Regions from separate parts of the Homo sapiens genome. Here region 1 is linked to region 2. A link is a loop called in an ENCODE intact Hi-C map of the cell type or tissue named here. Cell type or tissue: PC-9. All regions are shown on one strand. Each heading gives the region's core, and the rest is flanking DNA. Links, peaks and the distances in the headings are about the cores only.

Evidence for each region. Hi-C counts contacts between places; a loop is a spot of excess contacts. Peaks named below come from ENCODE experiments on the same cell type or tissue, not always from the same donor. Only the 100,000 strongest peaks of a DNase experiment are listed, where the experiment ranks them.
Region 1: a loop joins it to region 2, with 2.2 times the contacts of the local background. A loop is called at or near these places in 2 of 110 quality-filtered maps.

The regions. Positions count from the first base shown.
Region 1 is chr20:47,603,901-47,620,416 of GRCh38, forward strand. The region is part of intron 2 of NCOA3 (nuclear receptor coactivator 3); the gene reads left to right. Among named protein-coding and RNA genes, the nearest start is that of NCOA3, 110 kb to the left of the region's middle. In PC-9, for the core only: no CTCF peak of the experiment used is centred there; a DNase peak (open chromatin) is centred at 6,761; H3K27ac peaks cover 3,954 bases.
Region 2 is chr20:47,538,792-47,550,799 of GRCh38, forward strand. All of the region lies in intron 1 of NCOA3 (nuclear receptor coactivator 3), which reads left to right. Among named protein-coding and RNA genes, the nearest start is that of NCOA3, 43 kb to the left of the region's middle. In PC-9, for the core only: no CTCF peak of the experiment used is centred there; a DNase peak (open chromatin) is centred at 7,620; H3K27ac peaks cover 4,351 bases.

The sequences.
Region 1 (16,516 bases), core at 3,494-11,493, 65 kb after region 2:
AGGCATGAAAACAGGAATGTTTGTTCTCATTTAGGGTCATGGGTTTTCAGGCTTGAGTGGGGCCTTTGCCAGGGAACTGCCTTCTTCTACCCAGTATTTCCCTGTCTCCTGTCTGTATCAGTAATATAGGAATTAGAAAACACAAATATCTTTTTTTGTAAACTAGGTTGTAGATCTGTTTGTAGTTAAGAGGCCAAATTCCATTTTTCTTAATTACCTTGATTCTGTCTGTAAATGGTACAGTTCTTGAGGGAGCCATTTTTCGAGAGCCTACCATTTGCCAGACATCACTGAGGTTTTGTTTTACCTGTGGTTTTTAATCCTCTCAACAACTTTGTAAAGGTGATGGATGTGCATTTTAGAGAAGATGAAATTGAGCTTCAGAGATGTAAATTTGGTAAGGTCATGCTGAGCTCAAATCAGCTGTTAAGTCTGTGTTCTTTTCCCCTCTTCACTATGCTTCATTTAAGTTGGATTCGTTGTTTTCTTGTTCACTAATGATGTGTGCTTGTGTGTCCAGTTTAGGAATTAACCTTGTCTATTGATTCTTGGTTTCAGACAAGTATCCCATGTCTGTCTAGAGTTTGGCTGTGGATAATTGATGATACTATCTTTTCAAATTATTTATAATTCGTGAAAGCTTATAGTTCTTTTAACATCCATTTATTCTTCTGTTTCTTTTTATCATTCGTAATGGCTTTCAATTATTATTTTAAAAATCGAGATGGGAGCTTGCTATGTTGCCCAGGCTGGTCTCAAACTCCTGGGCTCAAGTGAGCCTCCCACCTCAGCTTTCCAAAGTGCTGGCAATGTAGGCTTGAGCCACTGTGCCTGGCCAATTCTTTATCTCATTAAGGATCATAAACATTTATTTTAAACCAATTTCAAGATTTTTATTAAGCATTGAATTCATCTTTTGATATTGATGAATTTCTTGACTATCTTCCTTAGTTCAGTTATTTTTTATTTTTATTTATTTTTTTTGAGGTGGGGTCTTGCTCTGTCACTCAGGCTGGAGTGCAGTGGCGAGATCTCGGCTCACTGCAACCTTCACCTCCAAGGTTCAAGTGATTCTCCTGCCCTCAGCCTCCTGAGTAGCTGGGACTACAGGCGCATGCCACTACCCCCGGCCAATCTTTGTATTTTTAGTAGAGACAGTGTTTCACCATGTTGGCCAGGATGGTCTCGATCTCTTGACCTCGTGATCCGCCCGCCTTGGCCTCCCAAAGTGCTGGGATAATAGGCGTGAGCCACCACGCCTGGCCCATTAGTTCACTTTTTAAATACACTTTAGGATTTTAGTTTATGGTTTATATGCTGAGTGGGAAATAATTTTTTTCCCTTTATTTTGGTGTTCTTTTCTGTATGTCTCCCTGCCACCTATACCTCTGTTTTTGTTGCCTTCATACATTTACACCATGCTTTCAGTCTAGATCTAGGATTCTAATTCTGAGATATTATTGCAATGTTGGTGATATGCATTACTTAGGTTTTGTTTGTGTGTGTGTGTGTATGAGACATATATATATTATTATTATGTATATATTACCTTTTATTTATTTAGAGTACCTTTTATTTCCTCTACAACTGCCTGTGGCAGTTTGAAATAATAACTTTAGCTATTGATAATACCTTTTTTCACCTTCCTTTCATGAGTTTTTTGTTTGGTTTCTACCTATGAGATTTTTTCGTTTTACCTGTGAGCCTTGCTTTTGGTTTTCTTATCTTGTGCATGATTTCATTTCCTGACTGCCTTTGCTTGTTTCTTGTCCTGGAGCTCAGTTGGGTTCATGGAGTTATTAATTTATTGCTTTATATTTCCCCTCTGTCATGGTCCACAAATATATTTGTCATGTTTGAGCGTAACTGTGTCTTTTGAAGTTAATACAAAATTCGTATTTTATCTGTCATTATTATATTTGGAGCAATGGGATAAGGTGGTGTTGATTGATAGCAGCATTTCTCTGTTATCCTTTCAGGAAGTCTCCATGTTCTTTTGATCTCACAACATGGCTTGTTTATATAGGCCTGCAGATAGTAGATACTAAAGCATCTGTTTATTTACTTACTTATCTGCTTACTTGCTTTATTTACTTACCACCACCCCTGACTAATTTTTTTGTATTTTGTAGAGACAGTGTCCTGCCACATTGCCCAGGCTGGTCTTGAACTTCTGGCAAGTGACCCTCTACTGTAGCCTCCCAAAGTATTGGGATTATAGGCATGAGCCACTGCTCCTGGCCCTAAAACATTTATTACATGAACGTGGGGTATCTTGGAGAAGCCAGACCCAGTTTCAGGCTCTCAGCCCCAACCTTAATCTAATATAGTGGCTCTCAACGTGTGGTGCGTGGACTCCCGGTAGTCTCTGAGAACCTTTTAAGGGTTCTACATGGTTAAGACTATTCTCATAATAATGCTAATGTGTTATTTGCTATTTTCATCCCGTTGGTGTTTGCACCGATGGTGGAAATGCGGTGATGCATAAAATTGCTGACACCTTACCATGAATTAAGGCAGTGGCGCCAGACTCCGCTCCTAGGTAGACATTGCATTCTTCACTGCCAGGAGCTCATAAAGAAAAAAAAAAATCAGTTTTCCACTGAGGATTGTCCATGATGAAGCAGCAACACTACACCTGGCCCTCATTCCCTTTTTTCCTTAAGTACCTTTCACTGTACCCTTAAGTACTGTCGTTTTAATGTTCTGTGTGATGAGAATGGAAAATGTGCACAAAGACTTCTGCCTGCCAAAGTATGATGGCTGTCTCCGGGAAAAGCACTTGCGCAGTTTGCGTTGTGAACTGAAGTACCCACTTTTTTCATGGAACACCATTTTTACTTGGATGAGTGACAAACCATGGCTATTGAGTCTTGGTTATTTGGAGACTGTCTTCAAATTGAGTGAGGTGAACCTGTCACTACAGGGAAAACATCTGACTGTATTGGTTGACAGTGATAAAATTTGAGCTTCAAGTGAAATTATAAGTAAGTAAACTTGAATCGGCCACCATGAGCATAACAGCCTTTTATTACTTTCCTGATGAGATGGGTGGTGACATTAATGAATGTGGGTTAAAAAAATTGTGTAATGAAATGTACCAGCATTTGAAAGATCTACTTTAACTCAGTGAACCAGTATTATCTAAATGACCCGGTGTTTGATTATACAGTGATGCATGGGTTAAAGATCTGTTCAGAGTGCAAGTTAGATCCAATGCATTTTAATGAGACAGCATGAAAATTCATTTATATGGTTTCAGATTCCACTTTGCAACTGTAGGAGACTAGAATATACCACCCTAAAATATGCCTGTTTGGTGTAAGGATTATTTTGAGAAGCAGACACAGGAGAAGTTCTGAAAACAGAGTAGAAGTTACCCTTTTGTAAGGGAAAATTTATATCTATAAAGGAAATCTCCCTTGTAAGGGTGTCTTCCTCATTACCAGGAAAAGGATGACTCAATCACTAGAAACTTACTAATGGAGAAGGCATAGACTTAAATCTGTATAACAAGCCTTACTGTTGTTTACCATGCTTTTCTTGGTCACCTCTCCATAACTATTGCTCCCTAGCCCCTGTGCCCTTCTTTATTTGTTTCAGCTGAAGATGATATTTAAGTCTGAATTCTAAGCCACCTCTTAGAAATGAAAAGATTTACTCATTTCTCTGGGTATCTCTCATGGATACATGAGATATATTTATTATATTTCTGATTTTCTCTTGTTAATTTGTCTTTTGTTAAGGGGTCTGACCCAACTTAGAACTCAGATAGGGTAGAGGAAAAATTATTTTTTTCTCTCCTATAAAACTCACCTTTAAGAAATTACCAGTTGTTTTAGTGTAATATCAAGAAATATCCATAATTATTTATAAAAGTTTATTAAAATAGTCCTTCCTTTTACAAGTACATGTCTTTGTGAGGCCAGATTTTCTTTATATCCTTAAATCAAGATAACATTGCACCGGATTGAATGCAGAAGTAAATAACTGTTTTCTATTAAGTCAGGTAATTATATGCAAATATATGTTTTTAATTATTTTATAATTCTCATTGTTTCAGAAGTTTTGTTTTTTGCAAAAATTGTTATTTATGTTAATATATGATGGGCTTTAAAAAGTGAATGAGGGCCAGGTATAGTGGCTCATGCCTGTAATCCCAGCACTTTAGGAGGCCAGGCAGGTATATCACCTGAGGTCAGGAGTTTGAGACTAGCCTGGCCAACATGGTGAAACCCTGTCTCTACTAAAAATACAAAAATTAGCCGGGCATGGTGGCGGGCACCTGTAATCCCAACTACTTGGGAGGCTGGGGCAGGAGAATCGCTCGAACTGGGGAGGTGGAGGTTGCAGTGAGTCAAGATTGCGGCATTGCACTCCAGCCCAGCCTGGGTGACAAGAGCAAAACTCCATCTCAAAAAACAAAACAAAACAAATAAACCAAAAAAGTGAATGAGTCCGGCTTGGTGGCTCATGCCTGTAATTCCAACACTTTGTGAGGCCGAGGTGGGAGAATTGCTTGAGCCTAGGAGTTGGAGACCAGCCTGGGAAACATAGCAAGACCTGGTCTGTACTAAAAATTAAAAAAATCAGCTGGGCATGGTGGCACATGCGTGTGGTTCCAGCTACTCGGGAGGCTGAGGTGGGAGGATCACTTCAGACCAGCAGATCGAGGCTACAGTGAGCCGTGATCACACCATTGCACTCCAGCCTGGGTGACAGAGCTGAGACCCTGTCTCCAAAAAAAAAAAAAAAAAAAAGGTGAATGTTTCTTAAGTTTTAATTTCTAATATGGTGAATACTGACATAACCCACATAGCAGAAGTTATTACAGGTTTCCAGTTTTTAAGAGGTAAAGGAATCCTGAGATCAAAAGGCTTGAAATCTAGTGAATTTGGTTGGAACTCTAGAAGCATTTGACTTAAACCTTTCACCTTGTTGTATTTGGTATCTTGTAGCACACCCAGTTCCTGCTACAGCTGCCTCTATTCTGTGCTGCTTAAATACGGAGGAGGTCTGAGCTAACCAATCTGAAGTTTGGCCAATTTCAGGGGCATTTAGTTGTTAACCTGAATCTACTTCTTTTATTAGTAAGAAACATATCTACTATAGAGATTTAGGACTTTGAACAGCTGTATAACATTATAGGATATGTCTGGTACTCAGTTGTTTCTGTTTCTGAATCACAAATCGGCCATTAATTTTAAATAAAGACGTTTTGTAGCATATAATACAATTTCTGATGATCTACTTACTAGTTTGTTAATTCCTCACACCGAGTCATCAGCTCCTTGAAGGCAAAAAAATTCCTGTTTTGATCAACAATTCATCTACCCCAAGCACTTAGCATAGGGGATACTATTTCCTTTTTCTATGTGGATGACACCCGATATGTTGAACAGTGACCACTCTTAAGATACTTGGTGAAGTAGGTTTTGGTTTTAACCAGTTTAGGTGTATGGATGATTTTACAGAAGTTCGTAATAAAATTTTCTTGCCTCAGATATTCTCTAATAATAATGAGGTGCCCCCAGCTTCATTTACTAGACATGGATAGGCAGGTTTTGTGAAGTACAGAAAAAAAGTTCTTTAAAGTTATGGATCATGTCACGAGGTCAGGAGTTTGAGACCATCCTGGCCAACATGGTGAAACCCCATCTCTACTAAAATACAAAAAAATTAGCTGGTTGTGGTGGTGCACACCTGTAGTCCCAGCTACTCAGGAGGCCGAGGCAGGGGAATTCCTTGAACTCGGGAGGCAGAGATTGTGGTGAGCCGAGATTGCACCACTGCACTCCAGCCCGGGTGACAGGGCGAGACTCCGTCTCAAAAAAAAAAAAAAAGTTATGGATCATGAAACTAACATTTGAATAGCAACAAAGAAAAAACCAAGCTATGTTGTATTTTATTTTTTATTTTTATTTTTTAATGTTGTATTTTAAATTGAATGATGTACTTCTCCTCCTCTTTGCAGTATTTTATATTTTTGCTTACTGCACATTTCTTCCCTGAAGCAATCTTGACCTAATGGTATAAATGTTTAGCTCCACATAAGACGGTAGCTATTTTTTGGAGAGGAATGGAGAGGGTCAAGGGTTTTATTGAGTTTTCAGTTCTGATACCTTTTAACCTTTTTACCAGTGCTACCCCACCCTCCAGAAAGCAAATAATGTTGAAAGCTTTTTTTATTTTTTAACTTTTTGATATATATTTTCTTATTCATTATTTGTATTGTTGTCATCAGATGAATAATGGCTTTAGAGATTTATTTGAAAAGACAAATTCTATTATCAGACACATAACTTCTAGGGATATGGAAACTATTATTATTGTTACTGTTTTGAGACGGGATCTTGCTCTGTCCCCCAGGCCAGAGTGCGGTGATCATGGTTCACTGCAGACTTGACCTCCTGGGCTCAAGTGATCCTCTTACCTGAGCTTCCTAAATAGCTGGGACCACAGGCACATGCTGCCATGCCCAGCTAATTTTTGTGTTTTTTGCAGAGACAGAATCTCACTATGTTGCCCAGGCTGGTCTCAAACTGCTGGGCTCAAGCAATCCTCTTGCCCCAGCCTCCCAAAGCGTTGGGATTACAGGTGTGAGCTACTGAAACTGGCCCGGAAACATTTTTAAAAAAGGATTCTTTTGAATTTAAAGTTATTTAATGATTACTGAAGAGTAATAAGCTGTGAGGTCAGGAAAAAAAGGACTGAGCCACAGACTAAGCAGCAGTACAGATGATGACCTATTCAGGAAGTCTTGTGAGTCAGACTTGCCGTGTCGTGTTGCTAGAGTTACAGATCTGCTCCAACCTCTTTGCTTTATAAGAAGGACATCTCTCTGTTCTACCTTCAATATCTTTTCTTTGAAAAATCAACCCAAAAGTCTTTTATTAGCTTTACATTTATTTCTACAGTCTTAATTTTTGTAACATCAGTGTTGCAGGTGAACAAACTCATTGTAGCCTCTATTTTTGATATTGCTGGACAGGGCTAACTTTAGTACTATAGTGGGAAGTTTGTTATTTTGTTTTTTACTCTACAGGCACTCTGGTTTAGGAATATTTATCTGTCTTGCATTTGACCATGGTTACCATTCCCCCTCTTCATTGTTTACTTAGTGTACCATGGTACACTTTATGTACCATCCTTGCTGCTCTCAGCTGTTTGGTTACCAGGTGGCTAATGTTGTCATCTCTTAAGCTTTAACATTTACTTCTCAATACTGTCTTTTCCTCTGTGAGGTAGATGGAAAGAATAGATTAGAAGAGAATGGGGCATATGCTGTGATCATCTCTCCTTTACATCTTTATTGCTTATTAATTTAATTTATATCAGATTTCATTTCTGCTCTGTGCACATACCCACTGTCCCTCCTCACCACTCTTCTTTATCCAGTTCTTTCTCACTTACCTTAGCATGGCTAAAACCCTTGGTTTTTATTTATCTCTTTCTTCCTCTGCTGTTTTTATTTTCATTATATGCCACAGGGACAAACTTAGGTATAAGTACTACTTTTGATGTAGAGATACTTATGTCTGTCAAAGGAAAATTAAACTACAAACCCCAGAGGTAAAAAATGGTACACAATACTGGGGTTTAAAAAATCTCCTCCTCGGCCGGGCTCATGCCTGTAATCCCAGGACTTTGGGAGGCTGGGGTAGGTTGGTCACCTGAGGTCAGGAGTTCGAGACCAGCCTGGCCAACATGGCGAAACCCCGACTCTACTAATAATACAGAAATGAGGTGGGTATGGTGGCAGCTGCCTGTAATCCCGGCTACTTGGGAGGCTGAGGCAGGAGAATCGCTTGAATCTGGGAGGCGGAAGTTTTAGTAAGCCGAGATTGCGCCACTGCACTCCAGCCTGGGTGACAGAGCGAGACTCCATCTCAAAAACAAAACAAAACAAAATAAAAAAGCCCCACTCCTTCTGCCCCTCCAGACCAGGGTCTCACTCCCTTCACCCAGGCTGGAGTGCAGTGGCGCGAACCTTAGCTCACTGTAACCTCTGCCTCCTGGGCTCAGGTGATACCCCCACCTCAGCCTCCCGAGTAGCTGCGACTACAGGTGTGCGTCACCACGCTTGGCTAAGTGTTTTGTATTTTTTGTAGAGACGGCGTTTTGCCACTTTGCCCAGGCTGGTCTTGAAGTCCCGGGTTCAAGCTGTCCTCTCATCTTGGCCTCCCAAAGTGTTGAGATTACAAGTGTGAGCCACCACACCCAGCCAAATTATTTCTTTTTACCTCTGTAAAAGGAGAACCTTCTCTGTATTTTAAGAAGATGTGGAGTTGGTCAAAAGTACAGCTGATGGGAAAGCAAAGGAGAACTGGAGTTTGAAAAGAGAAGAGGAATGGTGGTAGTTAAAAAAAAAATTTGTAAAAAATAGAGTTACATACAAGTTTACACAATGGTTTAGAGCTTACAAGGTAGGAAGCAGAGACAGAAATAGTGTAATATGTAAAATGTTATAGTAAAAATATGGAAAATGCTTAGGATAAAGAAGGGAAAACTTTTGTCTAATTGGGAGAGTCGGGGATGGTTTTACCAGAGGTGACAAATTAATCTTGAAGGGCAGGAATATTCTAGATGGAAAAGCGATGTGGGAAAGATTAAAAAAAAATTAGTGACTTAAGGTTAAAAATAAAGGAAATGTTTCAGTTACCTTTATTAAAAACTTTTAGTATAAAGATCATTTTGGGGTTGCTGGTGGTGATTGATGAGGAAGAAGTATGACTGGTAACAGGTTGTTTAAACTGAAGCCAAATTCAGGTTTATGAAGCTCAGACTTAAGTCTGTTCTTATATATGAGATAGATTCAGTGTATTAAATTGTAGAAGTCAATGTAACCTTTAAAACAAAAGAGTTACCCGGCTAGTTAGTATGCTGTCAGGAGAGGGTAACTTGATTTGGATATGGATGGAATTGGCTCCCTTAACTCCCTCTGTACAGTGTATTATCTGTGAACTTCAACTCTGTTGCTCATGTAGAGGTTGAGAAGTCTCTTGGCAGCAAGTTTCCAGTTGCAACTAACACCTGAGTTGGCTAATTGGTATGCCCAGTTCTAGCACTCTAGTCTCTGGGGAGTTTATGTTTAAATTCAACTTCATCAGGTTTAAACTGGAACATAAATGTGCAAGAAGGAAGAGAGAATGGAACCTTGCGCATAAAATAATTTACATTCAGATGCTTTTCTGTTCAATTTATATATTAAAAATAGGATGTTTTACTTTATTGTTTCTTGCTAGCCCTTCACTCAATATGCTGGCATTATAAAGCAAAGATAGTGGAGAAGAAATTACCAAGAACTGAAGTTGTACTGTTTTCTTGTATACATCTCCACCAAGGTAGTTTCTTGTAGATACCATGTGTATGTTTTGTTTCTAAAAACTGTAGGCTCCTAGCTTTGCTATTCATTGTGTTCAAACGATTCCTTCTTTTTTTTTTTTTTTAACACTTACCAAATTTAATTGTTTTTCTGTTTTCCTGTTCTGCTAGCCTGAGAGTTCTAGTAATTGGTAGTGACATTTATCCCTGTTTTCTGGGGCTAAAATGATTCTGGGCATGCAAAACGTTTGAGCTGAAATGGAATTAAATTGAAAAAAAAAAAAAGGATTGTGTTATACTTTATCCTACAAAACATAATAGCAAATTATCAGCCACAAAACAAAAGGATATAAAAAATTTCCCTCTCTGACAGAGGATGAGGAAGCAAAAGAAAAATAAATAAGTAGGCCAGGCGCGGCGGCTCACGCCTGTAATCCCAGCACTTTGGGAGGCTGAGGCCGGTGGATCATGAGGTCAGGAGTTCAAGACCAGCCTTTCCAAGATGGTGAAACCCCGTCTCTACTAAAAATATAAAAATTAGCTGGGCGTGGTGGTGGGTGCCTGTAATCCCAGCTACTCGGGAGGCTGAGGCAGGAGAATCGCTTGAACCTGGGAGGCGGAGGTTGCACTGAGATTGCGCTACTGCACTCTAGCCTGGGCGACAGAGCAAGACTCTGTCTTAAAAAAAAAAAAAAATTAAAAAAAATTTTCTTTTCTTTCCCCTCCTACTTATCTCCTCACAGCTCTTAACTTCCTTACCAGCATTGAAAGAAACAAAGGTAGGAGGAGATACTAACTGGAAGAGTCATCCACTTGAGGAGGAAGCTTTTATAACAGTTCCACGTTATAAAAGCTCTTCCCTGCCTTCCCCTGTCCTTTACACACGTTATATTTGTCTTCAGTCCTTTCTCCGTGGTACCAGTTCTCTTGGAGCTCCTCTTATTTTATTAGTAAGGGTATGAATGACGGATTGAAAGAAAGAAGATTAAGAAACTTTTTGATATTTTTAGGGTAGAGAAAAAAACCTTGTAAGATTAAGCCCTTGTGTTAACTAGTAGTGGTTATTTTCTAAGTTGTCTGATTAGGAATTTGAGAATTTGGAATTTCAGTTTTGGGTAGAACTTTTATGTATGACTGTCTCATTCTTCCCAAGAACTTGTTTTTTCTGATTGACTTGAGCAGTCTCTGCTTTTGCATAGTGCTTGAAGCAGTTTTTAATAAACCAGTTCAGATCCATAGCTCTTTGAAAAAATTTCCATAAGTTACTGTGATTCTCAAGAAATACACCAAACCTCTCTCTAATTAGTGTATTTAATCATACCTTGTATAAGTTAGGGAAACAAGCCTGACAGATAAACTAAATTGCTGCTGGGATAGTCAAGTGGCTCCACCATTTAATGATAGCAAACCAAAGAATAACAATACTTGACTGACCATTTTAAGGTATAGTTTGTATATGTCGATCTCAAATTTTCCTTTTGCTGTGTGAGCCATTGACCATCTCAAGTGGAAGTAAGGGTTATGGGTAATATTAGACCACCACGAAGGGCAGTTTAGTGACATCGGTGGGTAATGGTTAGGTAAGGTACTTGAGGGGAGCATTAGTATCTGCTGAGCTTGAGCAACTCCTTGCCTCTGTCCCTAATACTGCATGCCCCTAAACTATGGCTGTCATAACCTCTCAGTGTTCTTACTGATAAGCTGAGAAATTTTCTGGCTAACTGGTTGGCTATAGTGTGATTCAGTAGTACAAATGGCTTGTTTTGGTGGTGGTGGGGAATAAAATGCCCAAGAAACATTTGATACATATTTTGTTGGTTATGAAGTCTGAAAAAATATTGTAGTTCCAGCTCTGCCATCCAGAATCTGTGTGTGCTCTAGTGGAAAGTTAGCCATTTCCTTATCTGTAAAATGGGACTATTATAGTAATACATACTCTGGAGGGTCATGGTAAATAAATTACAGTATATATGAGATGTCTAGTATTGTACTACCACAAAATTATCTCCTTATTTCTCCCTTATTAATTTAGGAAAAGTAAAATATTTTAGTTGGTTTCTATGTCAATTTAGATTTACTGGATAACCCATCTGCTATTTTGGCACACTATAGCTTTTTTTAGGTCCCTCAAAATAACTTCTTGCTTGCCTAATGAACACTGGTAGTGTTGATTGATATCTTTTCCTTTTGGACAGGGCGTAGTTCCTGTATCCTTGTCCATTTAGCTAATTTGCTGTGTATAATCAAACTTTTTCCCTCCTGTCTTAATCCCAAATAACCAAAAGGAAAGCTGATTAGTGCTGCTAAGCCATATACCAAAATTTTCATGGTTTTTGAGCTAGCAGGTATAATTCTTTGCTGCTTTTCAGCTTTAATTAGTTAGTTATTCCATGAAAGTTCATTTTCTAACAATTTATTATATATTCTGTTGATGTCTAAGCTTCAACATGTTCCATAGCTTGAATGTTACGTATAGAAAGGCCTATAGTATTTATAGGAAACATTCTATCCAGTTGTTGTAAGATACTTGTTCATTTTAAATCTTATCATGGATATACTTTGGACTTTTCCATATAATATAGAAATAGCGTTAGATTTTGATAGCATTGAAAGGTATTCTCATTGTTACTATTCTACATTAAAGTAATTGTGACGAGACGTGGTGGCTCACGCCTGTAATTCCAGCTCTTTGGGAGGCTGAGGCGGGTGGATCACTTGAGGTCAGGTGTTTGAGACCAGCCTGACCAATATGGTGAAACCCCATCTCTACTAAAAATAGAAAAACTAGGCCAGGGTGGTGGCAGGCGCCTGTAGTCCCAGCTACTCAGGAGGCTGAGGCAGGAGAATTGCTTGAATCTGGGAGGTGGAGGTTGCAGTGAGCCGAGATTGCACCACTGCACTCCACCCGCCCCCCGCCCCCACCCCCCGCCCCGCCAAAAAAAAGTAATTGCATGGAATATATTGCTTAAATGCAGGTTTTTTTTTTTGGACGGAGTTTCATTCTTGTTGCCCAGGCTGGAGTACAATGGCACAATCCCGGCTCACTGCAACCTCCACCTCCTGGGTTCAAGCAATCCTCCTGCCTCAGTCCCCCAAGTAGCTGGGATTACAGGCATGTGTCACCACGCCCGGCTAATTTTGTACTTTTAGTAGAGATGGGGTTTCACCATGTTGGTCAGGCTGGTCTCGAACTCCTGACCTCAGGTGATCCGCCCACCTCGGCCTCCCAAAGTGCTAGGATTACAGGCGTGAGCCACCCCGCCCAGCCTTTTAAAAATGCAGTCTTAAAGTGTGCATTGCCATATTTAATACATTTAAGTAGTGTAGCATACAACTTTTTTTAGTGGAAACATTTTAGATAAGGAAAATAATTGTAAAAATGGCTCATGGATCTGGATGATAGAGTTTATATTGAAAGATTGACTTGGTTTTAGCCTTTGAATTCTGATAAAATGAGAAGTTCTTCCTTCCAGTTCTTTTCTGTACTTTGGTGCCAGGGGCTTGAAAAGGCTTCTGAGACTGGATTGTGTATCTTCTTGGAAGTGCATTAGAGGTGCAGTGGAAACTTCAAAATATGGATGCATCTCACAATTGGATGTATGATGTAACTTCAGGAGGACAGATTACTTGGTAGCAAGTATAGGTCCTAATTTCTTTTCTATTCAACTATAAGTGATAATATCTAATTGTAGGGAGTCAGAATTAAGAAGGGACTCTATGTTAATAGACTGTTCTTTTTTTTCTTTTTTAGACGGAGTCTCACTCTGTCATCCAGGCTGGAGTGCAGTGGCGCGGTCTTGGCTCACTGGCAACTTCTGCCTCTCGGGTTTAAGCTTTTCTCCTGCCTCAGCTTCCTGAGTAGCTGGGACTACATGTGCATGCCACCATGCCCAGCTAATTTTTGTATTTTTAGTAGAGATAGGGTTTCACCATGTTGGCCAGGCTGGTCTTGAACTCCTGACCTCAGGTGATCCACCCGCCTCGGCCTCCCAAAGTGCTGGGATTACAGGCGTGAGCCACCGCGCCTGGCCTAGACTGTTCTTACAATCAAACTTAGTGTGAGACTGTTGTGCTATATTATTTGCCCTTTGAAGATGGCTTTTATCAACTACATATATTCTCCAAACTAGATGGGTTGTAATTTAAGATGTAAAAATGTAAGCTAGTCTCAGGTAGTTACTGTTCCATGTTTCTTACCGGTTAAGAACTTCATGGTCTTGGTACCTGCCTTATTCCCCTCTCTCATCTTCATTCTTGACTGTTGACTGAAAGTGATCTAGATCTATTGTGTCTGTGCTAGGCATTTACCTTTTATATCTTAATCTACCAAAATAGCATATCCTCCCAGTGAGAAGGAGATAACAGGCGTGGCAACTAAAACAAATGCCATTTTTGATTTTTTGTTTATAGCTAAGATTAATACCAAATAGAAAACTGTACCTGAAGGGTTAGTCATAGTCATTTGTGCTCAGGAATTATTGTATATATTGAAATTATTATTTTGGGGACCAGAAATGCTTTTTTATTTCTCATGTTGAACATTTTCTTTAGTTTAATGAAATTCAGGAGATGTTTGCTCTACTTTGCTTTTTGTTATAAAACAATTTGTCATTTACTCTTAGACATTGTGGTATCTTATACAGTTGTACAGTAAATGTACCTAAGTTTTGTCCATGTCTAATTAAGAACTACAAATCTGTCCAACCTGTTCCTAAAAAACCCAAGATAGAGACTGGACATGGTGGCTCATGCCTGTGATTGCAGCGCTTTGGGAGGCTGACGTGGGCAGATCAGTTGAGGTCAGGAGTTCGAGACCAGCCTGGCCATCATGGTGAAACCCTGTCTCTATTGAAAATACAAAAATTAGCCAGGCGTGGTGGCACACACCTATAATCTCAGCTACTCGGGAGGCTGAGACGAGAATCATTTGAACCCGGGAGGCGGAGGTTGCAGTGAACTGAGATCATGCCACTGCACTCCAGCCTGGGTGACAGAGTGAGACTCTTGTCTCAAAAGCAAAACAAAACAAAAAATAAGATAGAAATATTTTATATCTTAAACAATTATACCTTTATGTTCGGGTAAACACCTTTTTCATGATTTTAAGTTATTATTTTCCCTTAGTTTTTTTTTTTTTTTTTTTTTTATAGACAGAATTCACTCTTGCTGCCTAGGCTGGAGTGCCAATGGCCCAATCTTGGCTTACTGCAACCTCCATCTCCCAGGTTCAAGCAATTCTCCTGTCTCAGCCTCCTGAGTAGCTGGAATTACAGACATGCACCACCACGTTTGGCTAATTTTGTATTTTTAGTAGAGATGGAGTTTCTCCATGTTGGTCAGGCTGGTCTCGAACTCCCGACCTCAGGTGATTCGCCCATCTTGGCCTCCCAAAGTGCTGGGATTACATGCATGAGGCACCACACCCGGCCTTCCCTTAGTACCTTTTTGGATAATTAGGTTGGACTCTGAAGGAGTAAGTTTGGTAGCAGGAAGATTGCACAGGCTTATGTGTACAGTGTAGCTTGTTTTGTGAGATCAAGAGAAAAAGCTGCATGTGTCTATGGACATAGCTCGACATATTTAGGTTTCATTATATGCACATAAACATTGGCTTAACACAAATGATCTGCATTTCTGGTTTAAACTGATATTTGTGCTTATTAATTTTTTTGCATATTAAGAGATTGTCATGACTTAGTTTTTCTATTGATTTAATTTATGCTGTCAGAATTTATTGTAACACTATATCAACTGTAGAAGTAAACATTTAAAAAGTTTAATGCAGTAGGATTGCATTGAATGATTGTTATAGATCAGAATAAAGGAAATTTCTAAACTATGATTTAGTAGGTTGAATGTTGCTTTTATATTTATTCAATATTTATTCAAGACATATATTGACCACCTATTACATGGTAGGCCCCTTACTCCTTACTGAGTATTCAACTTATATTTAATAACAAAGGAAATAATATTGAGAATATAGGCAAAATTTTATCTTTCAAATTAAAGAAGTGCTGTTATCCATGGAATAGTTTCTCCATTTGTTTCAGGGATTCAGCTTATAAACAAAAGCCAAAGTAAGGAAATAATATCTAGAATGTGGAATAAATTACATATTTAAAATAAAGAAATGTAGGCTGGGTGTGGTGGGTCATGCCTGTAATCCCAGCACTTTGGGAGGCTGAGGCAGGCGGATAACTTGAACCCAGGAGTTCAAGACCAGCCTGGGCAACATAGTGAGACCCTGTCTCTCCAAAAAATACAAAAATTAGCTGGGTGTGGTGGTGCTCACCTGTTGTCCCAGCTACTTGGGATACTGAGGCAGGAGGATTGCTTGAGCCTGGGAAGCCGAGGTTACAGTGAGCTGAGATTGTGCCACTGCACTTCAGCCTGGGTGACACAGTAAGACCCTGTCTTTAAAAAAAAAAAAAAAAAAAAGTTATTACTCAATGGATAGTTTGCCATTCAATTTAAAAATCACCTTTGAATGAAACAAATATAAAACCAATTATAGAGACATAACAAGAATTATTCTATTTTTGTACTTAAGGAATGGAATCACTATTCTTTTTATTTTTATTTTTTGAGATGGAGTCACACTCTGTTACCCAGGCCTGGAGTGCAGTGGCGGGATCTCAGCTCACTGCAACCTCCGCCTTCCGGGTTCATGCGATTCTCCTGCCTCAGCCTCCCAAGTAGCTGGGACTACAGGCGCCTGCCACCACGCCCAGCTAATTTTTGTATTTTTAGTAGAGACAGGGTTTCACCATATTGGCCAGGCTGGTCTCGATCTCCTGACCTTGTGATTCACCCGCCTCGGCCTCCCAAAGTGGTGGGATTACAGGCGTGAGCCACTGCACCTGGCTCTTTAATTATTCAATTTATTATTATTATTGTTTTTAAGAGACAGAGTCTCACTCGGTCACCCAGTCTGGAGTGCATTGGCGTGATCATAACTCACTGCAGCCTCAAACTCCTCAAACAAGCAGTCTTCCTGTTTTATTCCTAAGTAGTTAATGCTATAGGTGTGCACCATGATGCCTGGCTTATTTTTAAAAAAATTTTGTAGAGACAGGGTGTTACTGTGTTGCACAGATTGGTCTCAAACTCAAGTGCCTCAAACTCAAACTGCCTGAGCCTCCCAAAGCACTGGGATTACTTGAGCTACTCTTTTTAAATATGAAAATTG
Region 2 (12,008 bases), core at 4,009-12,008:
CCTTGGCCTCCCAAAGTGTTGGGATTTCAGGCGTAAGCCACTGTGCCCAGCCACTATTCTTCTCTTTCAGATGAATCTAAAAGATGTTTAGTTTTCAGAAACTGGAGAAGATGTTATATTCTCACTTTTCCCTGTTAAGTTTCAGCATCTGTTCTGGCTGTTTTACTTTTTCTCAAACCTTTTATTTAGAACAAAAACTTGGATGAATTGATTTCAAGACTTCACTTTGCCTTTGGGTAAGGTTTTCCTTAGTGGTTTGCCTGAGTTGTGTTTTAGTATCTTTCTTGGGTTGCTTAGCTTTTTCAGCCTTTGGGACAATCTGTTGACTTAGTTGTGAATTTTAGCTTTTCATTTCTTGTGCCATAGAATTTGTATGTGCTGCCAGGCATGGTGGCATGTTCCTGTAGTCCCAGCTACTTGATAAGGTGGCTTGATAAGCTACTTGATAAGGTGGTAGGAGGTAGCTTGATCCCAAGAGTTTGAGGCTGCAGTGAGCTCTGGTCATACCATCGTACTATATGTAGCCTGGGTGACAACGATACCCTGTCTCCAGGAAAAAATAAAATAAAAGTTATGCTAATAGAACATAAACTATTTGAGGACTGGGAGGTATCTGTTTTGTTTACTGCTATATCCTTAGTGCTCAGAATGGTGGCAGACACATAGTAGGTACTCAAATATTTGCTGAATAAATTTAGAGTAGCAGTAGCAGGTTTTTATTTATTGAGCACACACTGAATGGCAAAGTGCTAAGCTCTTTGAATGGATTTGGTGGTTTTTCCATTTTATAGCTTGTTTTCTGTTCATATGATAGTTTATGAATGGGTGTGAGGGAGGAAGGAGGAGATGAAGCCAGCGTTGTTGAGGATGCTGCTAGCTATTACCAAATTTCATCAAGTTTAAGATACCATCAATTATAGAACACAACATTATTTTACGTATTACTAGGTCTCAAACTCCTGGCCTCAAGTGATCCGCCTGCCTTGGCCCCCCAAAGTGTTGGGATTACAGGTGTGAGCCACCGCACCCGGCCTATTTTATGTACTACTGGGAAAGAAAATGTAAAACTTTCAAATAAATAATTGGATACTGCCAATAACATGACATATTCTGATTTTAAAGATGTAAAAATATGAACAAACCCCAAAATATTTAAGGGATACTAGTTTTACATAAACTCTCATTTAACAATCATGAAACCTTCTAGAGTTGGATATTACTATCTTCATTTGAGAGAGGAGGAAATTGAAGCTCATGGGTTAATTACATAAGCTCTCCAGTAGAGGATCCAGATTGAGGTCTCTCAGATTTCGGAGGCCATGCCCTTTTTACCACCCTACATTGCCTTAGGAGTCAAGGAAATAAAATAGTACATTGGCCTGTATGTCAACTTTGGCTTGAAGATAGTCAACTTTGGCTTGGAGATACTTAGTTGGCATGGCTTTAAACATTTTCTTTGAAATGGATTTTTCCTATTTTTCCTTAAAATCAAATATCTTGGCTGGGGCGCGGTGGCTTACACTTGTAATCCCAGCACTTTGGGAGGCCGATGAGGGTGGATCATCTGAGGTCAGGAGTTCGAGACCAGCCTGGCTAACATAGTGAAACCCCCCTCTACTAAAAATACAAAAATTAGCTGGGCATGGTGGTGGGTGCCTGTAATCCGGCTACTTGAGAGGCTGAGGAAGGAGAATCGGTTGAACCTAGGAGGTGGAGTTTGCAGTGAGCTGAGACCGCAGGATTGTACTGCAGCCTGGGCAACAAGAGTGAAACTCTTGTCTCAAAAAAAAAAAAAAAATTCAAATATCTTTGTATTTACTCTGTGCTAGCTACTCTGTGGGTCTGTGTGTATACAAAACAATATAAGGTCTTATCTCTTCTTCTCAAGGAATTTATAGTCTGTTTGGGGAGATGAGAACTAAACATGAAAGATAACTAGAGAAGATTTAAATAACATTTCAGAGAATAATGCAAGAGGTTTAACAAGGCAGTGAAGGATTAATTGCCAAATAAATTGTACAAATAATTGCTTTTGGAGTTCAGAGGAAGAAATGATTGTTTGGGGCTGGGGTAATCTAGGGAAGGATGTAAATGAATTCCTGGGAGATATTTTCAGTTAGTGAGATTATTTACTTTACCTTTAAAATCATATTAATGTTTGTTACAAATGGAACTGCAAACTGTTTGAACATGAACTATTGTATCTTAATTTTTTTAAATCTCCATATGAGAGTGCAGGAGCTACTACCCCAGAGAAAAGTAGATCATGCTTTCTACATGTATTTGCTTCTATTGTATCAAGTAGATGGAGAAAGTACTCAGTTTTAGAAGAAAAATCTTTGGGTGAAAAAAAAGAGGAACTCCCTGTCCCTAAATTCCTTCAATGTCACTCTTGCCACGTTTTCAATCAGTTGTACTTTGTGAGTCATTGCCGAGGTCACTTTTTGTGACTTGTAGCATTCATGATTAACTTCTAAAGGGTGGAAACAAGCATTAATCCCCTTTACATCACTAATGTTCTCTCTGTCCCCCCTCCCCCTCCTTTCCCCACTCTCCCCTCCCCCCTCCCCTCCCCTCCCCTCCCCTCCCCTCCCCTCCCCTCCCCTCCCCTCCCCTCCCCTCCCCCCTCCCCTCCCCTCTCCCCTCCCCTCCTTTCTCCTCCCTTCCCCTCTCTCTCCTCAGGCTCAAAGGATCCTCCCACCTCAGTCTCCTGAGTAGTTGGGACCACAGGTGTGTGTCACTGTGCCCGTTTAATTTTTAAATTTTTTTGTAGAGATGGGGCCTTTCTATGTTGTTGCTCAGGCTGGTCTCGAACTCCTGGCCTCAAGTTACCCTCCTGCCCTCAAGTTACCCTCCTGCCTTGCAAGGCCTCCCAAAGTACTGGGATTCCAGGCAATACTCCTTCATACCGTTTTGAAGCAAATACTAGACATTATATAATTTCCTTAAGTATCTATAAAAGATACAACTGTCTTTCATAAAAAGCAAACTCTACATTATTACATCTAGAAAACCTGCATTAATTTCTTAGTAGCATCAAATACACAGTCACTTCAGTTTTCTAGTTCTCCTCATTTTTTAATTTGTTGGAATCAGATTCAAACAAGATGCAGACATTGCAATTTGGTTTTTATGCGACCTAAGTTTCTGTTAATATAGGTTTTCTCTTCATCTCTTTTTTCCTTCCAATTTATCAAATTATTTTTTGCCCTGTAGAGTTTTTTTTTTTTTTTTTTTTTGTTGTTGTTGTTGTTGGAGGGACAGAGACTTATTCTGTCACCCAGGCTGGAGTGCAATGCTGTGATCATAGCTTATTGTAGTCTCAAACTCGTTGGCTCAAGCGATCCTCCCACCTCAGCCTCCCAAGTAGCTGGGATTAAAGGTGCACACCACCATGCCAGCTACATTAAAATTTTTTTTTTTTTTTGGTGGAAAAGGGGCTCTTGCTATGTTACTCAGGCTGGTCTGGAACTCCTGGCCTCAAGTGATTGTCCTGTCTTGGCCTCCTAAAGTGCTGGGATTACAGGCACAAGTAACCGTGCCCGGCTTCCTGTAGAGTTTCTTATTGTCTGGATTTTGCAAAGTATGTCTTTGTGGTGGTTTTTCAGTGTGTCCTCTGTCCTCTCTCTCTCTATTTTTAAAATGGTAGTTAGCTTTCAAGTCTTGATCAGTTTCTGGTTCAGTTATTTTTTACAAGCATATTCATTATCTGTTGCTGTGTAACAAATTATCTCCAAACTTGACATCTTAAACCAGCATTTATTGGTCCCAGCACCTCAGGAAACTGAGGTGGGAGGACTGCTTAAGCCTGGAAGTTTGAGGCTGCAGTGAGCTGTGATTGCACCTGTGAATAGGCAATTCCTAGGCAAGACCCTCTCTCTAAAAATTGGCCAGGCATGGTGGCTCATGCCTATAGTCCCAGCGCTTTGGGAAGCCCAGGCGGGTGGATCATTTGAGCCCCGGAGTTTGAGACCAGCCTGGGCAACATGGCGAAACCCCATCTATACAAACAATACAAAAATTATCCGGGCATGGTGGCACATACCTGTTGTCCCAGCTACTTGGGAGGCTGAGGCAGGAGGGAGGATGTCTTGAGCTGGGACGTGGAGGTTGCAGTTGGCTGAGAACACACCACTGTACTCCAGTCTGGGTGACAGCAAGACTCTGTTTCAAAACAAAGCAAAATAAACCTCCCAAACTCCTTAGTATTTATTATCTTCCACAGTTTCTGAAGGTTAGGACTCTGGGAGTAGCCTAGCTGGGGAGTTGTGGTTTTAGTACTCTTAATGGGTTGCAGTCATCTGAAGGTTTAACAAAGGCTGGAGGATTTGCTTCCGAGGTGGCTTACTCAGTGACCATTGGTGGGAGGTCTCAGTTTCTGCCTGAGTGTCCTAAAGCTACTGCCAGAGCTAGTGATCAGAGAGAAGGAGAAAAGGAGGAGGGAATTTGAAATGCCTTTGTGACCTCAGAAGTGACAGCTTGTCACTTTTCTTTTGGTCACATAGACCAACTTTGATACAGTATGGGAGGGGACTGCTTAAGTTCATGAATACCTAGAGATGGGTGTCACTGGGGATGTCATCTTGGTGCTGGCTACTACAGTGAGACTACTTCCCAGGGAGTGTGGTTTATCAGAAGACACATGACGTCTGTTTTTCTTTGAGTTGTTAATATTAGCAGATACTATAAAGAAAAACTTTTTCTTTCTTTCTTCTTCTTCTTTTTTTTTTTTCCTTTGGAGAGAGTCTTGCTCTGTTGCCCAGGCTGGAGTGCAATGGTGGGATCTCGGCTCACCGCAACCTCCACCTCCTGGGTTCAAGTGATTCTCCTGCCTCAGCCTCCCGAGTAGCTGGGACTACTGGTGCGCACCACCACGCCTGGCTCAGTTTTGTGCTTTTAGTGTAGACGGGGTTTCACCATGTTGGCCAGGCTGGTCTCGAATTCCTGACCTCAGGTGATCCACCTGCCTTGTCCTCCCAGGGAGCTGGGATTACAGGCGTGAGCCACTGTGCCCAGCCAAGAAAAGCTTTTTCTAATCAAGTATTTGGTCACCTGGTGTGGGTACAGTTTACATAGGAAAGATGTGATATATGTTAGACTCTATTTACTAGTATTTAAAATAACAAGTTGGTTTACTAGTATTCTCCTGTGGTAAAAAACATTTTTTTTCTCAAAGTTTAAAAAAAAACTATTTTGAAATAATTTTAGACTTTTGGGAATGTTGCAAAAATAGTAGAGTTTTCCTGTGTACTCCACCCCGATTCCCCCAATTTAATAACTTGCATAGCCATGTTATAGTGATCAAAACTAAGGCTAACACTGGTATAATACTGTTAACTAAGTAGCAGATATTGTCAAATTTCCACTCTTGTGTTTTTTTCTGTTCCAGGATCCAATCCTATTCTTTATTAATCTCTCCCTTTTGTTTTTTTGGGGTTTATTTTGTTCAAGTTTTTTTTTTTCAGTTAGGTGTAGGATGGATGTTCATGATAATGTATCTTTATTTGTCTTTTATTTAATACTACTTTTTTTTTTTTTTTTTTTTTCCCTTAAACGCAGGGTCTCACTGTCACCCAGGCTGGAATGCAGTTGTGCTGACATGGTTCACTGCAGCCTCAACCTCCTGGGTTTAAGCGGTCCTTCTGTGTAGCTGGGACCACAGGCATGTGTCAGCATGCCTGACTAATTGTTGTGGGTATTTAAAAAAATTTATGAAGTTTGTATTTTGTTTTAGATGTTGCCTTTATATTAAAATCCTTATGTAATAGACTTAGTGCCCCCCCAATTTTTTGGTTATTTTCTGTTGGTTTCTTACTTTGAATACTATTGAAATTACCTAGTAACTTCTTTTTCTTCCCAAGCATTTGATTTAAAGTAATATCTTTTTCTTTCAGTTGATATCAGGTAATCAGCCAGTTTTTTTTCCAGTTTTTATCTCTTCATACTTCAGTTTATGGATAGTTGTGCTCTAGCTACAATGTTGGAACATATAGTCATTATGTAGTATAAAGTGTCACTTAGAACCCTCATTCAGGTTTTTACAGATAAATATATATTTAATGCCCACTACCATTTTTATGTTGATATGGACTTTCCAGTTATTTGGGTCATCTGGAATTCATTTTCTCTAATAAATTCCTCAGGAAGAGCTTATGGGAACAGTATTCCTTGTGTTCCCCTATGTTTGAGAAGTTTGTCTGCAGCTTTAATAGTTAAAAGCTGGCTTGGTGATGATAAAATTCTGTTCCACAGTATCTGAAATATGTCATTCCACTGTCTTCTGGCACAGAGCATAGCTGTTACAGTATGATGATGTCGACCTGTTTTTCTTTGAGCAATGTAGCTTTTTTTTTTTTTTTGTAATTGTTTAGATATCCATAGGATTTTTTTTTTTTTTTTTTTTGAGAAAGAGTCTCACTTTGTTGCCCAGGCTAGAGTGCAGTGACAGGATCTCGGCTCACTGCAACCTCTGTCTTCCGGGTTCAAGGGATTCTCCTGCCTCAGCCTCCCTAGTAGCTGGAACTACAGGCATGTACTACCACGCCCAGCTAATTTTTGTATTTTTAGTAGAGATAGGGTTTTGCCATGTTGTCTAGGCTGATCTCGAATTCCTGACCTCAGGTGATCCACCTGCTTTGGCCTCCCAAAGTGCTGGGATTACTGGCGTGAGCCACTGCGCCTGGCCTTTGTAATCTTATTGGTGTTGGTTGGTCTGACACATTTTTCCTTGGGCATTCAGTGAGTCTTTTCAATATGTATTAATAGTTTCAAGCTTCCTTCCCCTCTTCTTTTTTTGTCTCTGTTTTTCTCAATATCATGAAGGTTTTCTTAGTGCTGTTTTTTTTTTATTTGCTTTTTGTTTTTTTTGTCTTACTGCCTTGGTTTTCTTCTTTGGGATTCCTACTATACATATATTGGATCATCTTTGTGATATATATATGGAGACACGGTCTCGGTCTGTCGCCTAGGCTGAAGTGCAGTGGTGTGATCATGGCTCATTGCAACCTCCACCTCCTGGGCTCAAGCGATCCTCCTGCCTCAGCATCCTGAATAGCTAGGACTATAGGGGCATGCCATCATGCCTGGTTAATTTTTGTATTTTTTATAGTGATGGGGTTTTGCCATGTTGCCCAGGCTGGTCTAGAACTCCTGAGCTCAAGTGATCCTCCCACCTCAACCTTCCAAAGTGTTGGGATTACAGGCATGAGCCACTGTGCCAGGCCTGTATATTGTTTATGTGAGATAAACCTCTCTTTTGTTTCCTCACTTGTATATCCAACTGTCCTCTGAACCTTTTCATTTAGATTTCTAATGGACAACTGAAACTCAACATGTCCCAAACCAATCTCATCATTTTCCCTGTAAGATCTTCACTAAAGCCTTTTCTTTCTCATTGTTGGTAATTCATTCTTGCTGTTGCTTAGGCTTAAAAACCTTGACTACTCTTTTATCTCCTTGCTATTTTTAAGATATATGTAGTGTCTGGCCACATCTCAGTAATTCCATTGAACCAACATTTTCTGTGAGTTATTGTAATAACATCCTAATAAGTCTTCCTGCATTTTACTCTTGTTTCCTTGTATCCTGTTAGTAACGTAACAGCTGGAGGGATCTTTTACAATCCTAAACCGGTTTGTCATTCCTCTCTTCTAGACTATGTAGAGGTTTCTTATTTCACCCGGAGTAGAAATGAAAGTTCTTACTTTGTTTCAATGAGACTCTGTGACTTGCCTCTGTTTTTTTTTTTTTTTTTTTTTAAGACCGAATTTCCCTCTTGTTGCCTAGGCTGAAGTGCAGTGGCGCAGTCTTGGCTCACTGCAACCTCCGCCTCCCGCATTCAAGTGATTCTTCTGCCTCAGCCTCTCGAGTTGCTGGGATTACAGGCATGTGCTACCACGCCCAGCTAATTTTGTATTTTTAGTAGAGATGGGGTTTCTCCATGTTGGTCAGGCTGGTCTTGAACTCCCTAACTCAGGTGATCTTCCCGCCCTGGCCTCCCAAAGTGCTGAGGTTACAGGCATGAGCCACCGCTACCGGCCTGCCTCTGTTACATCTCTGATCTCACCTATCATTCCTGTCTTCCTTGTTCATTCTTGATCCAGTACCGTTCTTCATCCAGTGCAGGCACATTCTTGCCTTTGGGTATGCCCTTTCTTGGAATGTTTCTGTCATATGTCTGATTAAGTTCCTCATCTCTTTAAAGTCTCAATTCTTACACTCTTAATGAGGCCCACCCTTACCACCCTATTTAATACCGGAACCTCTGACCTTATAGCACTAATGCTCTAATATATTAATACTTTACTTATTTATTGTGTTTAATTATAAAGCATATGCTCCACAAGAACAAGAATCCTAGTCCCCATTGCTCACTGACATATCTCAAACACTTAGGTAGGTGTCTGGCATATGGTAGATGTTCATCATTCATTTGTCGAGTGAATAAACACACTCTGTATTTCCTTGAAAGGGTGACGTCCTAAAGCCCTTCTCTTACCCCATCTGTGGCGTTAAGATGTTTTTCTGGGTCACAGCATATCGTTTCTCTTTAAACCCTGTGGTGGGAGTACTTTAGGAAAGTTCCTAGTTTTTGTTGATTTTATTTTATTTTTATATTATTATTATTATTATTATTATTTTAGACGGAGTCTCGCTCTGCCACCCAGGCTAGAGTGCAGTGGTGCGATCTCGGCTTACTGCAAGCTCCACCTCCCGGGTTCACACCATTCTCCTGCCTCAGCCTCCTGAGTAGCTGGGACTACAGGCGCCCATCACCATGCCCGACTAATTTTTTGTGTGTGTGTTTTTAGTAGAGACAGGGTTTCACCACATTAGCCAGGATAGTCTCGATCTCCTGACCTCGTGATCCACCCGCCTCGGCCTCCCAAAGTGCTGGGATTACAGGCATGAGCCACCGCGCCCGGCCCGTTTTGTTATTTTTTGAGATGGAGTGTCGCTCTGTCACCCAGACTGAAGTGCAGTGGCATGATCTCAGCTCACTGCAACCTCCACCTCCTGGGTTCAAGCGATTGTCGTGCCTTAGCCTCCCGAGTAGCTAGGATTACAGGCGCCTGCCACCACCCCCTGCTAATTATTTTATTTTATTTTATTTTTATTTTTAATAAAGATGGGGTTTACCAAGTTGGCCAGGCTGGTCTTGAACTCCTGACCTCAGGTTATCCACCTGCCTCGACCTCCCAAAGTGCTGGGATTATAGGTGTGAGCCACCATGCTCAGCCTTTGTTGGTTTTATTTTAGCTTCCCGTCTCTTTAGGCTGGAACTGTTTCTAGAAATCCATTTAAGATGGAAGTTGACTCTGAAATTGGTTAAATAAAGTTAGGGTGATTTGTTAATATAGAGGAATTGTGAGTTACCACCTGTCATATATATAAGAGAATTTCTTATTTGTTTTCTTACTCTCTAAGCCTAATAAAAAAAGGTTCCTTTAAAAAAAAAAAATTCATTCTAGGCCAGGTGCGGTGGCCCACACCTGTAATCCCAGCACTTTGGGAGGTTGAGGCAGGCAGATCACCTGAGGTCAGGAGTTCCAGACCAGCCAGCCCAACATGGCGAAACCCCGTCTCTACTAAAAATACAAAAAATTAGCTGGGCATGGTGGCAGGCGCCTGTAATCTCAGCTACTCGGGAGGCTGAGGCAGGAGAATCACTTGAACCTGGGAGGCAGAGGTTGGAGTGAGCTGAGATCATGCCACTGCACTCCAGCCTGGGTGGCAAGAGTGAAACTCCATCTCAAAAAATAAAATAAAATAAAAATAAAAATTAAAAAAAAATCTTTTTTACTGCATTTTCAGTGGCAGTTTGAGAAGAAGGGGTGGTACATGTCGATAGACATTAACATGCAATTGAGAAATGCTTTTAAAAAAGTGTGCATGTATATTATGCCTTCTCAATGTTTTTATTCTGTTTCAGCAAATCAGTAGAGTTGCAGTAATCTAGAAAGGATTAATTATGTCATGATGGTTTACTGTGTAGTCTCCCCAAGAAGGGCCACTCTGTTCTGCGTACTGCTGTTAGGCACAAGATGTGAAATAATATCTGTGAGGTCTTCATTTGGTGAATATGATAAAATCAATAGCATTTTAAAGGGTCTCCTAAAAATACCATTTAATGAATTTTAAAAATTAATAGTGAATTATTATTATTGAGAACATTTGTTAAATTAGTGTTTTCTTGGTTTGGATTGGATGTAATGCATAAACTTCAAAGATGTAAAAACTGTATTTAAAACATTTTTTAAATTTTTTGTAGAGATGGGGGTCTCACCACGTTGCCTAGGGTGGTCTCGAGCTCTTGGGCTCAAGTGATCCTCCCACCTCAGCCTCCAAAAGTGTTAGATTACAGTCCTGAGCCATCATGGACTTAACTATCCTTAATTTTGTATCACCTATGGAGAACATGTATTAACTTTGTAATAAAAAAGTTTTTAGGCCTGGTGCAGCAGCTCTTGCCTGTAATGCCAGCACATTGGGAGGCTGAGGTGAGAGGATCACTTAAGCCCAGGAGTTTGAGGCCAGCCTGGGCAACATGGCAAGACCCCAGATTGACAAAAAATTAAAAAAAAAAATTAGCTGGGCATGATGTGGTTAAAAAAAAATTTATCTGGGCACAGGATGACAGGTACCTGCGGTCCCAGCTACCCGGAAGGCTGAGACATGGCAATCACTTGAGACCAGGAGGTTGAGGCTACAGCAAACTATGATCTGTCTGCTGCACTCCATCCTGGGCAACAGAGCGAAGACTCTGTCTCAAAAAAAAAAAAAAAAAAAAAGTCTTCTGTATTTTGTATAAATTGGTGGTGGTTGGATCTAGAGGCTTGAGCACAGATGATTTAATGAGATCAGTTTCCAGGTTTGCAGATTCACAAACCTTTGTTCTCTTAAATTCTTCTTCTTTCTTCTCTTTTTTGGGGACAGAGTCTTCCTCTGTCACCAGGCTGGAGTGTAGTGGCACAATCAAGGCTTATTGCAGCCTCTACCTCCCAGGCTCAAGAAATCCTCCCACCTTAGCTTCTTAAATAGCTGGGACTACAGGCGCACGCCACCACCATGCCTGGCTAATTTTTGTAATTTTTTGTAGAGACATGATTTCACCATGTTGCTTAGGCTGGTCTCAAACTCCTGAGCTCAAGCAGTCTGCCTACCTGGGCCTCCCAGAGTGCTGGGATTACAGGCGTGAGCCACTGTGCTGGCTGTTCTTTTAACTTTTTAAGTTGGCCTGAGAAAGCTTGCAGAGCCTTATTCTCCAGATGTCTCTTTTTACAATTATTCTTCTAACTGCCAAAAGAAGTAAGAAGTCTCCCGTTTTACTGTGTTGTATTTCAATTTTTTTTTTTTTTTAAAAGGGTTTGAAGTCCAGGCGCGGTGGCTCACACCTGTAATCCCGGCACTTTGGGAGGCCGAGGTGGGCAAATGACCTGAGGTTGGGAGTTTGAGACCAACCTGACCAACATGGAGAAACCCCATCTCTACTAAAAATACAAAATTAGTCGGGCATGGAGGCACATGCCTGTAATCTCAGCTACTCGGGAGGCTGAGGCAGGAGAATTGCTTGAATCCGGGAGGCAGAGGTTGCTGTGAGCTGAGATCGTGCCATTGCACTCCAGCCTGGGCAACAAGAGCAAAACTCCGTCTCAGAAAAAAAAAAAAAAAAAAGGTGGGGGGGTTTGAAACACATGGGCAATTAGAAATACTGGTGTCAGAGTTTAACAAGTGAATGACTCTCAATGACTGATTAACAAACGACCTATTAGTTGGTTTCTAAGTGTGTTTTCATCAGAATTGAGGTGGAAGTTAATCAAATTGCTCTCTGAGAGATCATGAAAACATAATTTTTGATGGTAGTTCACTGAGACTCTTATCATGTAATTAAGATTATACTGAAAGAATTGAATGACATCGCTTTCACATAACTCCTTCCATGTATTTAATCTACTTATGTCAGCACATTTTAATCTTACAAAAAATGAGTGCATGTCAGTGGTGGGAGA